2 separate regions of the Homo sapiens genome follow, and region 2 is linked to region 1. Evidence: chromatin loops called from intact Hi-C (ENCODE). Cell type or tissue: PC-3. All regions are shown on one strand. Each heading gives the region's core, and the rest is flanking DNA. Links, peaks and the distances in the headings are about the cores only.

What was found. Hi-C counts contacts between places; a loop is a spot of excess contacts. Peaks named below come from ENCODE experiments on the same cell type or tissue, not always from the same donor. Only the 100,000 strongest peaks of a DNase experiment are listed, where the experiment ranks them.
Region 2: it touches region 1 in a loop (3-fold over the local background); 5 of 110 quality-filtered maps call a loop at or near these places.

The regions. Positions count from the first base shown.
Region 1 is chr3:189,229,820-189,238,314 of GRCh38, reverse strand. The region is part of intron 3 of TPRG1 (tumor protein p63 regulated 1); the gene reads right to left. Among named protein-coding and RNA genes, the nearest start is that of TPRG1-AS2, 6.5 kb to the left of the region's middle. In PC-3, for the core only: a CTCF peak has its summit at 4,866 (motif pointing right); a DNase peak (open chromatin) is centred at 4,894.
Region 2 is chr3:189,162,541-189,171,035 of GRCh38, reverse strand. It overlaps a transcript of TPRG1 not described here. Among named protein-coding and RNA genes, the nearest start is that of TPRG1, 5.2 kb to the left of the region's middle. RefSeq lists an enhancer at 3,359-4,558. In PC-3, for the core only: no CTCF peak of the experiment used is centred there; a DNase peak (open chromatin) is centred at 3,815; H3K27ac peaks cover 364 bases.

The DNA of each region.
Region 1 (8,495 bases), core at 435-8,434:
TACGAACTAGCCTACACTAATTTCCGAAGGTTGCACTGCTGACTGGAAGTAAGTCGGAGACTGGAACACAGGTCCGCTGTCTTCCAAGTTATCTCATTCCTATTTGCAGCTCATCCTACCATATCCTTGTGGTAGAAATGTAGTGAAACAAGTGAAGTGAGATTTTTATGAACCAGAGTAAAGTAGATAAGTAGATAAACTAGATAAGTGTTTACTGAATTAATTGGCCTCAGATGTGAGAGCCTTCCAGGACACACATGTAACATTCTGACTGAGAATTCAGAATTTCTCCAACAGAGAGAACAGAAATAAAATACAATAGCTTCTTGTTAAAAGAGAGTGAACATGGTTCATAATTCCCCAGACCGACAGCACTTTTGCTATCTGCCTACTGTAGCCTTTAGGATACAGCACTTCGAGACTTACACTAGAATTGTTTTGGTACATGTTTTGTTTTTCCCTAAAAAACTGAAAATGTTGATTGATGACCAATTCATGTCTAAATCCTCACCACACAGAATCAATCTAATGTGTAAATGGCATGGACACCCCATTCTCACCATTCTCCACACAGTAACCACAGTGCAATTCTTAACATACAAACTGAATGATGTCACTCCTTGTTCACTTTATTAAATAGCATCCCCTTGATTTTAGGTTCATAACATGGACTACACGCCTGTATAATCCGGCCTCTACTCAGGGTCATCTCAGAGTACGCTGAAACCACTCATTGTTCAAGTCATGGTTCAAATGCCTCATTCAAAGAGGATTTCCTAAACTCCTGTATAAACTTGGCCTCATTGTATTTTCTCAAAGCAGACATATTTTCCTCTTTGCAGCATTTATCACAGTTTGTAAGAAGAAATGAAGTATAAAATGCTTAGCAATGGGTACCATGTGGGCACTGACCAATCAGAATATACACCACAATACTGAAGGTAGGGAAATGCTAATAAGTACAAGCTGAGTAGGCTGAGCACCAACCCTGTGTGTGTGAGTGCGTGTGTGTGTGTGCGTGTGTGTGCATGTGTGTGTATGTGTGTTCCATGAAGGCAGAGACTGTGTCTGTTGGGCTATTCACTCCATCCCCTTCAGTCAAATAGCCTGCAGTAAATACATATCTATTGAGTGGATAAATAAGTTCCAGTTATCACCATTTTGGGAGACTTTTGGTGGTGTGAGGCTGGAGGTGGAAATCTGCAGCTTTATCACTTACTAACTCTGTAATATTGGACTTTTAACCTTTCTATGGCCCAGGTTCCACGTCTGTGAAATGAAGACAATACTAGTACTCACATCATCCATTTGGGGAGAAGATTAAAAGAAATAATTCTCTGTTAAGGCTTTATAAGTTAGCTGTTACTATTGCTGGAAGGGACCTGTGTCACTAAGTGACTTGGGTAACCCAATTATGTACCACTTCACAGTGCAGTCTAAAGACAGATAGGCAAGATGCAGTTAGGAGTTGAATCAATAGGAGGACACAGAGAAGAAGATACAAAGGACAGAAAAAGGGAGACAGAAGTGAAAGAAAGAAAGGAGAAGCAGAAAAAGGAAGAAAAGAAGAATGAGGTCATTAATTGAGGTCCTAGTATATGCCTGCCATTATATATTCATAAGTATTAGTTCTATATCTTACCACAACCCTTTGAAGAAGGTTATGGCCAAAATCACTCAGCTAGAATACCATAGTACAGTTAGTGGTATTGTGAAAGGAAATGGCATAAAGTTTAAGTCTTGGTTCAACAGTTTCCATCCAGTGGATACTCACCTCCAAACAGTGATAGTCACCTCCTCCTCCTCCACTTTGAGAGAAAGAGGAAATTCTTGAGAGTCTGCTTGACATTCTCAGTCTTAGTCAGAAAGAGATGAAGACTAAAATTTCTTATCAGATATCTACATAAACTTCCCTAAATAGATTGCATCTACTTAGCAGTAAGTTATAAGCTGCTGCCTAATAAACCAGACTTGTTTTAGTCTAAAAAAACTGCAGCTTTTGGTTGAATGGTTTTACTGAAAATGTCAGCACTCCATAATGAGATGTATTTTAAAAGGTAAAGGATTCAGAAAAAAAGGAGGATTCTTTTTAGGAATACAGAGTGCTCTGCTCTGACACAAACTCTGCATAATTTACATGTCAGGAATATCTAAATTCAAGTAAACATACAGGCTTATAAATAGTTTGGGGCCACCATCTCAAGTTCCTGGGTTGTGTATTGATTTATTTAGACATCATTCACACTTTCTCCCCTAAGAACTCATGGAGAAACATTAAATTGCATATTCCAAACATTAATAGCATTGAGCTTTAAGTGGCAATAACAACAAATATAGGAATAAAGATATATTGTGTTTGTACAGCTCAGAAAGGTTTACAAGGTCCTTGAATATCAACATTGTCCTTTAATCTTCACAAGAACCCTTTGGTCTAAATGTTATTACCCTCATTTTGAAGACAAACTAAGGTCTACAGATCCTTAAAATGACTTGTTCAATGCTCTGCACCCAACAAACAGTGGTGCAGGGACTCGACACAGGTACTGAGACACCATATCCAGGCATAGTGTTTGCTTTCTCCTCAGTACTACCAACCTTTCAAAAGTGGACCCTTCAGTGTGGTTTGTAAACATGGTAAAACCAACCTCTGCAAGAAGCTGATGTGATGAGACACACCATTCCTAGAATTTTTCCTTCTAGCAAACTTCTTCAGAACAACAATCAAGACTGTCTTTTTCCGCCCTTGTCCCCTTTCAGTGTCCCCTAGCTTGGGGAAGAACCCTCCCTCCATCCAGTTATTCAAGCTAGAGACCTGGGAGTCATTCAGACTCACCGTATTTCCTCACATTCCATGCCTAGTCCTACAAATTTTACTCCTAAGATAAAGATGTCAACACCACCCACCTCTCTCCATCTTCCCTTTCACTCTTCTAATTCAGTCTTTCATCATCTGCTGCCTAGATGATTGCAATCACTCTCACTCTAGGCTTGGGTTACTAGTCACCCAAACCTGATTTACTTACATATACTCTTGCTGCCTTCCAATCCCTTCACCCTACTGCAGTGAGGGGATCCTTTGGAAAAAAAAAAAAAAAAAGCAAACCTCATCTTTACCGCCCTACCCTGGTTCAAAACACTTCAACAGTTCTTGCTTTTCTGAGAAATTACAAAAACCTTACCCTGGTCTAAAAGTTTCTGCAGGGTCAAGCTCTACCTACTTCTTCAATTCCCTCTCAGGCCAAGTCCCTCCACTCCATTTCCTTTATCTTCTTTCAGATCCTTGTATTCACTGTGCCCCCTCCAACTTAAAGGCCTTTGTACATGCTGTTCCCTCTGCTGGCAATGTTGTTCATGAATCTCCACCTAGTTAACTCTGACAGAGCTGAGCTCCATTACCCTTTACTCCAGCAAGCCTTCTCAAACCTCTGTGGCTACTTGTCTTCTTTCTGATATACACTTTCAGACCACACATATTTCCCACTTATGGTACTTACCTTGGATGCTATTGTATAGTTATTTCTATGATTACATAATTAATGTCTGTCTCCCCTCCTATACTGTAAACTCTGAAAATACAAATTCAGTTCTTAGCCTTGTGTCTCCAAGGTTGTAGTATCCAAAACATACTTCTGAAATGAATTACTAAAAACACAAGCTATCCTGGCACTGCACAACCTATATGCCTTGGTTCATGCTGTTTGGGGAACCCGACTTTCAGGTTTATATATTGCAATAGTACCCCACAAAATAACGTATTTTCTGTCAATAAACAATCAGTAACATTGCGGAAATGTTCATGCCAAAATAGTGAGAAAGAGCAGGATACAGAATGTTACCTGCGGTATCCTTCCGATTTTGTATCAACAACAAAATAATCCACATATCAAAATGTTAACAGTGATTATTTGTAAGTGGTGGAATTTCAGGTGACTTTTATTACTTTTTATGCTTTTATTTGCCAGAGTTTACTTTTTCTGACCATAAACACATTAAACTTTTTGATATCAGTGGCATTTTTTAAATAAATTACCCATCCATAGGTTTGCAGCTTAAATGCTGTCTATTCCATGGAAACTTACCCTCACCTCCCCTACCCACAAGTGGCTAATATCTTTCCTCCCTTTAAATATGCACAAGGCCAAGCGTGGTGGCTCAGGCCTGTAATCTCAACACTTTGAGAGGTTGAGGTGGGAGGCTCACTTGAGCCCAGGAGTTTGAGACCAGCCTGGGCAACACAGGGAGACCTTGTCTCTACTAAAAATAAAAAAATAAGAAAGATAGCTGGGTGTGTTGGTCCGCGGCTATAGTCCCAGCTACCTGAGAGGCCAAGGTGAGAGGGCCACTTCAGTCCGGGAGTTTGAGGTTGCAGTGAGCTATTGTAGCACCACTGCACTCCAGCCTGGGGTACAAAATGAGACCCTGTCTCCTTCAATCAATCAATCAATCAATGTGCACATGCCTCTATCAGTGCTTCAGTTGTGGCCCTAATCACAGTTTTCTCTATGTTACAGTGCTTTCTATCCTACCCATTCCTCCCTCCACGCATATTAAATGGATGCCTCTCTAGTGTAGAATCAGTGCTTTATTTTTATCTGTGTCTCCTCACTGTGCTCAGCAAAGAGTCAAAGAGAGAGTAAGGGCTCAACAAATGAGCAGGTCACAGAATGAAAAATATAGAACCATGAGATCCATTCCCTCTGTTGTGAGAGCCCGTCTTCCCTGGCGAAGGAGTCTGTGCATCTCTTCCAGTTGCCACTTTTCCTCAGCACCATTATCACTTCCCCAATTGAGGAGATGGAGCCTAGGTTCTCCCCCAGATAAAAAGGCACCTGAGAACTCGTGAGTCTTCAGTTTCCTGGGATGACAACAGTTTCACCAGCAGAGGGCAACAGGCAACTAGGAATCACAGGCTGGATCCATCCTGAGAGCTTCCAGTGCCCACACCCAGTTACTCAAATCATCACAGATGCCCTCCCAGTGGCCCCAGTCCCACGCCCAGCAATACTTTCAGTTGCTCTTTTAAAGCTGTGTCAAATTATTTTGTGGTTTGGAAATAATTTCCTTCCAAGAAAGATTTTATTTTAATATTATTCTCTGTCTCCCTCTCTTGCACACAAACACACACACACACACACACACACACACACATACACACTCAGTAGAGGTATCTTCCTTTATATTAAATAGTTACTATTCCTAATTTACAAATCAACCTTCATGCACCCTTCAAACCTCTTAGCCCAGCCCTTGAAAAGATAGTATCTTGGCTAACAAGGAATCAGCAACCCAGGAGGAAAAAACTGAATCATTCATTCCACACGTATTCCCTGATCACCCACTGGGTTTCAGGCCCTGAAGAGGATCCAATTTTGTTTTGCTCTTCAAACACAAACAGATGAAAAATGCACGGCACTAAAGGAAAGCAATTTCTCTCCCTCTGAGTTAAGTGGAGTCGTGGAAGACCTTTAGCTAACTAATCCACAGATTCACATATTTTTCTTTCAGTCATTTGGTTCCTCTTCCCCTGGGTCTTTCCAATTTGCTTAAAATAGAGGACTCTCAAAGTAAACACAGGATACTAATAGAAACCCAATGGTCACCAACCTTCCCTGTTCCCAGGTTTCCTGACTTGACTCCCTGGAGTTCACTTTTCCCCCCACTATCCCATGCAGACAGTCACATACCAGGCTCTGTACTAATTACCAGGAACAGAGAGAATATTATACCATTATTAAGGAATATACAATCCTCTGAGATGTGAGGGGGAATATGTAAGGAAGAGTAGTGTGGTGTAACGAGGCTTGACAATGGTAACTCAAGCCCACAGAAGCTGAACTCAGGTCCCCAGATTCCCAGCCTCTTGCCCATAGGGCTTGCTACTCCATGTATCTATTCGATGCCCTTGAAAAAGGTTATCTTATCAACCCTTCATTTCCTGCTGTTTGGTAAAAATCTCAAGGTTGGAAAAGCACAAGTTGCAAAGTACGAATGATTCTTTGAAATGTTCACAAGGAAAGGACTCAGGAGTATTTATTCAGGAGTATTTATTCATTTTGTTAACACTTCTTTAAGGTGCACTTAGTATAAGACAGACAGAGTATCCCCATAAAAGACAGGTAGGAAAAACCTGGAAACACCCATTTATGTATCCCTTAAAAGCTACTTTTTCTCTTTAGTAAGGAAAGTCCTACCATGAGTTCCATCATATTGTTCCAGTTGATTACAGAAAAAAAAAGTGGCCATTTTTTTCTTTATAAAACAAAGGGCTTTGTAAGTTCTAAAAATACAATAAAAATCACAAACATTAAGTTTTAGTTGAAAGAGATAGATATACACCCAAACACACACACACACACACACACACACACACAAACCAGGTTTGAAGCTTCTGAAATTTACATGAACTGAGGAATAATTCTGCCATGAAGTTTTCTTAGATTATAACAACAGAAGCCTCCATATATTGAGGGTCTTCTATGGATCAGGTATTGTGCTAGTAGCTATGCACATATCATCTCTTTTAATCTTCACCAACAATCCTGATAAATACAGATGAGCACAAGATTCCTGAGCAGTGACGGGCTTTCTATCACACAGGTCTGGGGTTGGAAATGCAGCTCTGCCACCTACTAGCTGTATAATCTTGTAAAAGTTACTTATCCATTCTAAGATTTGGTTTTCACGTCTCCAGCATGAAGATAATAATAGTGTATTCCTCATAGGACTGTTGTTAGGATGAAAGAGATATGACATACGGAGAATTTAATGCAATACCAAGCACACAAAAATGTTCAAATATTGTTGGTTATTAATATGATGGTGACGATGATGAAGATTCTTCTAAATCCCTTAAACACTTTGTATATTCACTGAATAACAAATGAGTTAATGAGGGGGTGAGTGAAGTAAATCTACTTAAAGAGAAGTCCTCAAGCCTATAATAGTTTTCGGATATACAAAATATTTTCATTTTAATTTCCTAAAAAAATTAAAAGAGAAGTCATTAATTCCATATGTATGTGTGTGTGCATATATATATATATATATATGTTTTATAGGTGTTTGTATGAGAGAGAGAAGAAAAGAGAAAAAGGTTTCTGTCAGTTTTTCTGGCATAACTAGTTGTATTTTTATTATACTGCAAGTTACTGGAAGTTATACTTAAGTTACTCTGACTTAAAATACAGACCATGCATTATATGTAAAGTTCCCTTTGCAGGTGACTGCTGTGGAACACCTTATAAGTAAGAACCTGGAAAAGTTGGAAAAAAGATCCAAATGGAAACTCATGAGAGTATCAGTTGAAGGAGTTATGCTACATTCATTTAGATACCCTAGCCAGAGAAGCCAATGGAGGAGGCAAATACGAGCCCCCATCAGAAGACACAGGGCAGCAGCTCAGGATGATATTAATAGCTGAAAAGTGAAGTTACTGATTTGTGATTGAACTTCTTCTCACTACGTGGCATAAAGAAGGCATTTCTTTAGAAACCCAATACCAAGTAATCAGGCCAGAAGTAATCCCCCTACTGATCCAATAAATATTAATTAAGCCACTATTGCACTCCAGGCACTAGTGGTATAATGGTGAACAAAACAAGCCCCTATTCCTCTGGCGCTTACATTCTAGGAGGGGACACAGACAAAAGGAGACAGACACATCAATACAGAGACCTGGAGAAAAAGGAAATAGGAGAATACCCGGGAGAATAGTATTCTAGGTAAAGCGAAATGCTGTTGCAAAGGCCCTGAGGTGGGATCCATGGAGGTCCATGAGACAGAAAGGAGGCCAGCATGACTGAAGCAAGAGAGCAAAGAGAGTGGAGGGAGATTGGGGCAGAAGCCAGATCACATGCAGGGACACAACACATTTTTTTTTTGCAATTTATGACTATTTTTCATGTGAAATGGTTATGATCCCCCACTTTACAGATGGAACAACCAAGCCTGAATAAAGTGACATGGATGAAGTGACAGAGCCAAGGCCAGAATCCAGCTAGCTGACTCTCATCCCAGGCTGCATACATTCCATCAAGCCGCTTTTCCCACTTATTTTCCTTACAGGACCAGGCAATTTTGCTCTCTCTACTGCACTACCATCAGTAAGAGGATATTTTAAATGCTACACAAAAGTAAAGAATCTGGGCACGCCCCCATCCTTCTCTCTTTCCCACAAGACCACTGAATAGCTCAAGTACTCTACAGCACACCAGGAGCTAACAAGAGGCCCACCCCTGACCGACTTTCTCCTCCTCTGAATTCACTTGAGGGGATTCACTTGATCAGAAGCCAAGGAAGCTGGCAGGAGAACAAGACCCCATTCTAAGGAGGCTGCAAGGAGGGAAGAACAGACGGACAAGATAGCACAAATGTACACATCTTGCCACCTCCATTGTTTTATTATTTTAAGCAGCAGAGAGATCTGCCTACTGTAGTATGTTCGTTACAGCTTGTATGGTAGAGGGGACACAGCCCAGATCAGGCAAACCCAAGAT
Region 2 (8,495 bases), core at 384-8,383, 67 kb after region 1:
AGAGCACAGAAAACAAAATGCTGTTATGTGTATGATTGAATTTCAATCTTCTATCCTAAATTCTCTACTTCATTCAGCAGACTCTGGCCAAATCAGATTGTATTTGTTTGATGGCTGGAGGAACGGGTGTGCGCTGACAAAGTAAATTGGTTGAATTCCATTCTTTTAAAAGAAAAATAACTAATATTCACCCTTCAAAAAATGTTGTTTAAAGTTCCAGGAATACTGAGGTCATGAAGCGATTCCACAGGAAATGAAGTGCAAACTGGCAACTCGCCACTCAGGAGAGGTCACAATGAATAAACAGTCCTTTTACCTGCTTCCACCGTGTCGAGGACGTCATGTATACTAACTCAACAGTAGTTAACTGAGCAACTACCTTGAGCTTTCTCAGTTATCCACATAGACAAGGATATGAAAAGGAACCAAACACATTCTCTGGCATAAGGAGCTCAAGAAGATAAAATTTGTAAGTGAATTAGCATTGCACGATATAGAAGATGATGAGCACCACAGACAGGATCCTAACAAGTACTATGGTAATCCAGAGGAGGGAGCAACTCCAGGAAGGCTGCACAGCGGTGGAGGCGGCATTAGATCCGGGCTGTTAAGAAGAGCCAGGATTTCAACAAGCACAGATGGTAGAGTTGGGTATAAATGTTATTGGTGAGATGGACTCAGCCACAGTTACCTGATCAAACTGATTTATGCCCCCTCCCTAATACAGACCCCAGGCTGAAAAGAGAGTTTTACAGAACCGGTATCTAGGTCACACCACTTAGACGCCACAAAACTACAGGGCAATTAGAAATAATTGCGAGGCAAATACCGTTCCCACTCAGCTCCAAATGTCTTTATGACAGCTCAGGGTGGGGGCACAAAAGGCAGGAGGAGTGGAGACATGCTGGATCCCAGCCTGGTCTCTTAAGAGAAGGACTAAGCAATGCACTGCTGTTTGAAGTATGCTATTTTAAAGGGCAAGAAACTCTGTGAAAAGACATCAATTGTTCACACGGCATCCATCTAATTATCGTTAGGTTTCCAGCGGCCACTGAACACTCCTCCCAGCTCATGCTGAGCTCCGCCATACTGCAGCCTGCAGTAACATAATACATCCAGGAGGGGCACAAGCAGTAGGAGTAATGCCACACGGAAAACCTCAGCTCTGGTCCCTGCTCAGCTGCTCACTGGGATCAGAGGCAAGTAGCTTAGTTTTCCCCAAGCCTTGATTGCCTCTTCCGTGCAATGGGAGTTACAGTACAGATCCCACCAACCTCCCTGGGCTGTTGAGGGAGAAAATGAGCTCCTGGAGGTGATAAGAGCTTTGTAAAATTCAAAGTATTGGTATGAATGTGAAGCAATACTATGACAGAACATATGGCTATATATAAGAATTCACTTCATGTCTGTATTTCCAGGCATAGCAAAGGCTATGTACAGATCTCCCAGTAGAGGACATGCTCAACAGCCAAGGAGCAGGGAAGCACAGAATAATTTTTACCAGATTGGCCTTCAGAGATCATTTCTCTCTGTGTCCTGTCTCTTCTCTCTCTTCTATAATAACCTTTACAGGCCGGGCCTGGTGGCTCATGCCTGTAATCCCAGCACTTTGGGAGGCCGAGGTGAGCGGATCATCTGAGGTCAGGAGTTCAAGACCAGCGTGGCCAACATGGTGAAACCCTGTCTCTACTAAAAATACAAAAATTAGCCGGGCGCAGTGGCGGGCCCCTGTAATCCCAGCTACATGGGAGGCTGAGGCAGGAGAATCGCTTAAGCCCAGGAGGCGGAGGTTGCAGTGAGCCAAGATCGCTCCACTGCACTCCAGCCTGGGCACCAGAGTGAGACTCCATCTCAAATAATAATAATAATAGCTTTTACAAATTATTGTTCTTCCTCTTCTCATTCAGCTCTAGTGTCTATGAGAAATAACGTATGTTGTTACTTATTTAGGTTAGGAAACACTGGTATGTTAGAACCCCTCTTCTGCCATTTTTCAAATGGGGATGGAGTGACATCCTGATGATCACACAAGCTAGTCTCCTCCCTGGACTCAGCAGGGCTGTTCTCTTACACACTGCCTGGGGCAGCAGATGGGCAGGAGGAAGTACAGGTGGCATGGATCCTGGTCAGGTATGAACCAGAATCACCTCATGTCCAGGTCTCCCTCATAGTGGATCATGCAGATAAAAATTGGTAAATAAACATGCATCACTGGGGGTAAATAGGTACTGTCTACAAGAATCCCATATCCCAACTCCCCAGATACACCCCTTGTCCCAGGAGTCTTTTGGGAAAGAGGAGTTCAATGACAATGAACAGATACTGGCAGCAGCTTTTGAAGTGAACAGGTACTAAGCAATATGAATTTCCCCTTCTCTTGCGTTCCAATAGTACACCACACACGTCACTAGTACCGCCCTCTTATAGTTAGTTTTCTTCCCCAATATGCATCTGTCTACCCTCTTTAAAGATAAGGACCATGTCTTAAACAAGACATTCTTTTTAGAATCTAGCACAGTACAATGCCAATAGTAGGTACTCAAAAGATACCTACTTTGACGGATGGGTGGATGAGTAAACGAATGAATATACAAACTACTCTGTTTTCCTTCACAGCCCTACAAGGCCTCACAGCTAGAGAGGTGACATTTCAGAGAAGGAGAAACAAAAAGCCCCTTCTGCTTTTGACAAGGGACTAAATTCAGCCCAAAGCATCTTTTTTTCTCTCTCTATTTACTCCGGACAATCTGTCCCTTATCAGATGAGCTCAAGGCTGGTTGGAAATATGCATATTTTATTTGAAAATATCTGCTTCCTCCAGTTTTGTTTTGCCACATACACATTTGTCTGCTTTGCTGTATGTTGTGTATCAGATAGGACTCAGACAAACTGCTTTGGCTTCCTAAACTGTTTTGTTTTCTCCATTCATTTATCATTGATCTCATTTCCTTCCCTGCATCTCACTCTTATTTCCAAGTTCCAATTTTATCCGCAATGAAAGAGAACAATTTCATTGTCGCACAGGTTCACTGAGGGCTAAAAAGGGCACTGGCATGGAAGTTAGAAAGCCTAAGATTTAGTTCCCATTCTGCCACTAACAAGCAATGTGACCTTCAGAGGATCGTCTCTTCTATCTTGGCCTCTCTTTCTCCTTTGCAAAATAAGGTCTGCTCTTGACAGCCACAGAATCTCGAAGTAAGTGCAATACTTCGAGACTCTCTGGATACCAATCTGCTAATGTTGCACCATTTTTCACACTCATTACAGATGGGGAAGAATTCTTGTATGTTTTTAGCTTTGGTTTGAGACCCAGTGAGGGTCCTCCACTCCAGATCCTCACCTGACTTTCTGATCCACCCCAACCAAGAATGGCTTCATGGGCATGCAACTCGTGCAGTTACACAGGCCTGCAGGTAGAAGGGCCTTGTGCTTGGTTTTGTTCTGCTGTTGTCATGTTGAAATTCTTAATAGTTCTTGAACAAGGAGGCTGGATTTTCACTTTGCACTTGGCCTCACAAACCAGTCCTGCCCCTACTCTTACACTTGCACTCCCCCAAAGCAACAGAGAACTAAGAAAGAACCAGGAAAAGGAAAACAAGGGTGTACTTTGCCAGCCATTCATGGCAGGGAGAAGGGCTCCCCATAAGGCAGAGCTTCACTTTGAAATGCCCTTCCTTACAAATATAAATCAAAGAAAAGACAAGGCGGGAGAATGTGAAACTTGCCACAGTCTCCACCCCATCACCCTTCCCCATCTTGCTGGATGGGAGGTCTGACTCATACCTGGGGTGTGGCTCACCATTCCTGCTAAGCACCTGGGCTCCTCCCTGTTCACAGGGCTCAGGAGGAAGTGTGGGTTACGCTGGAGTGGATGTGGAAACCATCCAGTCACCTCTCAATGTCAAGAGCTAGATGGAATCTCACAGCCGACTCAGGCAACCACCACAGCCCACCTTCATCAGAGAAAAAAACACCGCTTCTATTAGAGAATGGGCTGAGGCCAGTTCACACTGTGAGCAGCTCCCACCTCTTCTTGGCATTAATTTTGGATTATCTCCCCGTTTCTGCATCTTTGGGGTCCACAGGGGAAGAAGTTACTCCTCTGTCACACAAATAAGAGTCCCACCCCCAGTTCAGTCACCGGCAGACTCGGATACCCAATATATGGTCGAATTAAATTGAAAATGACCCTGATCTTTAAAAACCTCAGTAAGATGAAACTATTACCATTGGATTATTTTTTTCTTCCTACCTAAAGTTCTTCTCCTAACAGCTTGAGGCATTTTACATGTCTCATCAGGGAAGAAATTAAAGAAGGAAGAAGAACCTTGACAAAATTTAAACACACAAACGAAGAGCTAGTGATAAATTACAATGCAAATAAGATAGGCTTTTGAAACGCTGAGACACCAAGGAAAGTATCAGGGATACTAGTTAGGATAAAAGGTATTATGCATTTCTCTGTAGGCATGGAGAGTTACTTCCCTAGTTGACTAACTCCCTGGGTGTGCTCGGTCAAGTATACCCTTATGCAAGTTTCCCTCGGTATCCTTTGGCTTCCTTGTCAGCAAATTAAAGCAGTTTGGACGTGCTCAAAGTGAGGTCTCTTCTAGGTTGTCATTCTATGCTACTAAGTATCAAACTGTTATCACCTCCATGTCAGTGTCCCCACTTAAGGATTGATTTTTAAAGTAAGATTACACTCTAGAACCTAAGTTGGCATGGCAACGTAATGAAAACAACAAAACAGTTCAATTCAAAAACTTGAGTTTGGACCATAGGAGTTGAACCAGAGAGGAAGATCCTATGGCACTCATCTATCAACACAGTCCCTTGAATTCCCATTTGAAGACACTGAATGCTCTGTTCTCTTGGAATGTCTGAAGTTTAAAGGGAAATGGTGGCCTCTAAGGCCAAGGCCATGTTATTGAGGGTCTGGAATGCTTAGCCAAGAAGTTTATGTTTAATTTTCATCTTTATTATGTTGTTGGGGACTCTACTCAGTGATTCTGTCTTGACATTTGATGATTTCTTTTGAACTGCGACTGCTCTCTGGGTTTCCAGAGAGCCCAAATCACCTGGGGAGAGGGAGGGAATCTTCCTTTTGTCTGTCTTAGTCCCTGACCAGTTACAGCCCTGCCTCTGTTCCTGTAGCCTAAGAGATTTTCCATATTGGCAACACTCAATGGCCACCTGAATCACACGGTGAGCAGTTTCCACCTCTTGGCAGTAATTTTGGATTCTTTCCCCCTTTCTGCATCTTTGGGGTCCACAGGGGAAAAACTTACTCCACTGTCACACAAATAATAGTCCCACCCCCAGTGCAGTGAGCAGCCTGAATCAAAGACAGGCCCAGAGTCCAGGGCTTATGACTCCAGTATCAGCCTGGATCTTCATGCCAGGGCAGCCTTTAGTGTCCAGAAAGAGCCTCTCACCCCGAAGACAGCATTTGATGCGCAGGTCCCTGGACACCTGCCTGAGAACCTCATATTAAAAATGCACATGCCCAGGCCCCTTGATTTACTGGATTAGAATCTCTGGGGGTAGGCCTAGAAATCTCCATGTCAACAAGCCTTGCCAGATGGCTGTTATGCACATAAAAGTTTGAGAACCAGAGTGTTACAGTTTCTCCATCTATCGTGACAGTCATTTAGAAAACTCCAACCCAGAATAGACTGTACAAAAGCTCAGGGGCAAGAACCTGTAGGGTGAATCAGTCTTGCTGTAAGGAAACAGCAGTAAAACCTGTGTGTCTGGAACACTGGGCGGCAGGCAAAGTTGAGGGTGTGGTAAGGTTAGAAGGCAAGTAATCTGTACATGAATGACCCACGATTCTTTCATTTTTACATTGCTCCTCACTGTATGATATAAACGTTCCTAGGTAAACTCAAAGTTTCATTACCCTCCATCCCAAATCCTCATAGCTGGATATCTGTACTCTTGCTGACTTACTACACATGAAAGAGGTTCTTGCTTAACAACAGTAATAAGGGTAAAAATGCACAGAGATGGGGGCTGGAGCTAGCTACATTGTACAAAGGCCCAGAAAAGAGAAATCGTGGAGGTTTTTGTGAAGGAAAGGAGTTCAGCAAAGCCCATCCCCATTTCCAGGGATACTCTGCCACATGAAGGCTGAGGACAAGCTCCAGCTCCTCAGAGTTTTCTTAAAGCACGTTTGGGACCCCAGGGGGACATGGGAGCTGTGGAGGGAACCTGCCACACAACATGCCATATCCGTTTTCAGAGGATGTCAACACCCTCCTTCCCACACCTGCTGTTCCCAAATATCACAACCTGATTTTTTTCTCCAACCTCCTGTCTTGATGATGATGATTAAATATTCATGGAATGCTGTGATGCCAGCATACTTTGTGAAATTTCAGATACCTTTTTTTTTTAAAAAAAAGGGAAGCTTTTATTTTTTTTTTTAGCTTATTTCAATTTTCAAAAGAGGTAAAAAGAATAACAAATGCAATGACTAGAAAAGTAGATAATGAACAAAGAAGCTAGTATCCTAGGTTTTCACAACTGTGTTTCGAGCCAAAAATTGTCCCAATTTAAGAAAAAAAGTAGGGGCCAGGCTTGGTGGCTCACGCCTGTAATCCCAGTACTTTGGGAGGCCGAGGCGGGTGGATCACCTAAGATCAGGAGTTCAAGACTACCCAGGCCAACATGGTGAAACCCCGTCTCTACAAAAATACAAAAATTAGCCAGGCATGATGGTGGGCACCTGTAGTCCCAGCTGCTCAGGAGGCTAAGGCAGGAGAATCGCTTGAACCTGTAAGGTGGATGTTGCAGTGAGTGGAGATCGCACCACTGCACTCCAGCCTGGGTGACAGAGTGAGACTCTGTCTCAAAAAAAAAGAAAAAGAAAAAGAGTAAAACTCAGAATTTAGAAAACAAAGACATGAAGAAACAATTGTTCACATTATAAAAGAATCTTCTCTTTTACCATGAGTTCCATTTAAGTAGCAAAGTTCCCAACTTCATGTAAAATACAAGTAAAATGCATGTAGGTATATATGTCTTATTTATTTGTTTATTATGCAAAAAGTTTACCTTATTTGAAAAAAAAATGCATATTTTTTGAGAACCAAAGACTATTAGCTAAAGGTATCATCTTATCCAATTGTTTTCAGAATGATTCTCGGCGGGGTTTCCAGCGTGCCTCAGGGACTGCCCTGCTAGACAAGCAGAGCCAAGAGGGTAGAGCCAAAGGGTGCCCACTCCAGCCCAACCCCGGCAACTCCACTGCTATTCGGGAATATATTGGAGGTACCTGTAAAGTTGTGGAGAAGCCCTAATGGCACACATAGAAGCCTAATTCCTTAATTTTACATTCCGGGAAACTAAGGCACAGAGAGCTGTAAAGTCATATCTTTAATTTTAACTTCAGTCCCGTATTTCCTTTTCAAGGAAACTTGTTGCCCCGTAAAAGTCGTCATTTCATTAAAGAAACAGGTTTATCTCCTATGAATGTTAGGGTTTTAAGCCTAAAACCGGTAAATCATCACAATAACCAAAACAATTGGCTATAACAAGCTTGACATTTTTAAATGTCTTCAGATTAGCTGGCCCGTGTCAGAGTTGATCACGGTTCTGTATTGAATCATAACACAGATAACTTGAGCTAACACATATCAAAATTTTATTTAAAATACCAACTAAAGCAAGGTGTTATCAAGATGAATCAATGTCTCAGAGAGAAATAGTCAGAGAAAAAAGTAAGAACCCCATGTTTTTTTGTTTTGCTTCGTTTTTTGAGACGGAGTTTCTCTCTTGTCGCCCAGGCTGCAGTGCAATGGTGCCATCTTGGCTCGCTGCACCCTCCACCTCCTGGGTTCAAGTGATTCTCCTGCCTCAGCCTCCCAAGTAGCTGGGATTACAGGCACCTGGCACCGTGCCCAGCTAATTTTTTGTATTTTTAGTAGAGACCAGGTTTCACCATGTTGGCCAGGCTTGTCTCGAACTCCTGACCTCAGGTGACCCACCCGCCTGGGCCTCCTAAAGTACTGGGATTACAGGTGTGAGCCACCACACCCAGCCTAAGAACTCTATGTTAAATCAACTTGTGTTTTAAATTTATTTCTAATTATTTAACAAATACTTATATAGTGCTTATCATGTGCCAGAAACTGCGGTAAACACCTTACAAATATTAATCAGTTAGTTTCTACAATAACTCTCTAATGAAGGTATTATATGTTATTGAAATTTTATAGGTGGGAAAATTGGGCACAGAGAGAGATCTGGTTCTCTCTCCAAATTTCCCCACGTGTATCTTATGTATAGAGCAACCTGGATTAATCTGTTTTTCAGTGATCTCCTAGGGTTTTCTACCTCTGTCTTTAGCTTTACTGTCCTTTTGATTTGGAACATGAAATGCTGTCTTTCTCTCTCTTCCATAGCAGCCATCAAAGACCCAAATGTTATTATCTGGCTGTTGCTAGAGCCAGATGTAAACCCCACCACTTCCAAATTCTGATACCAACTCA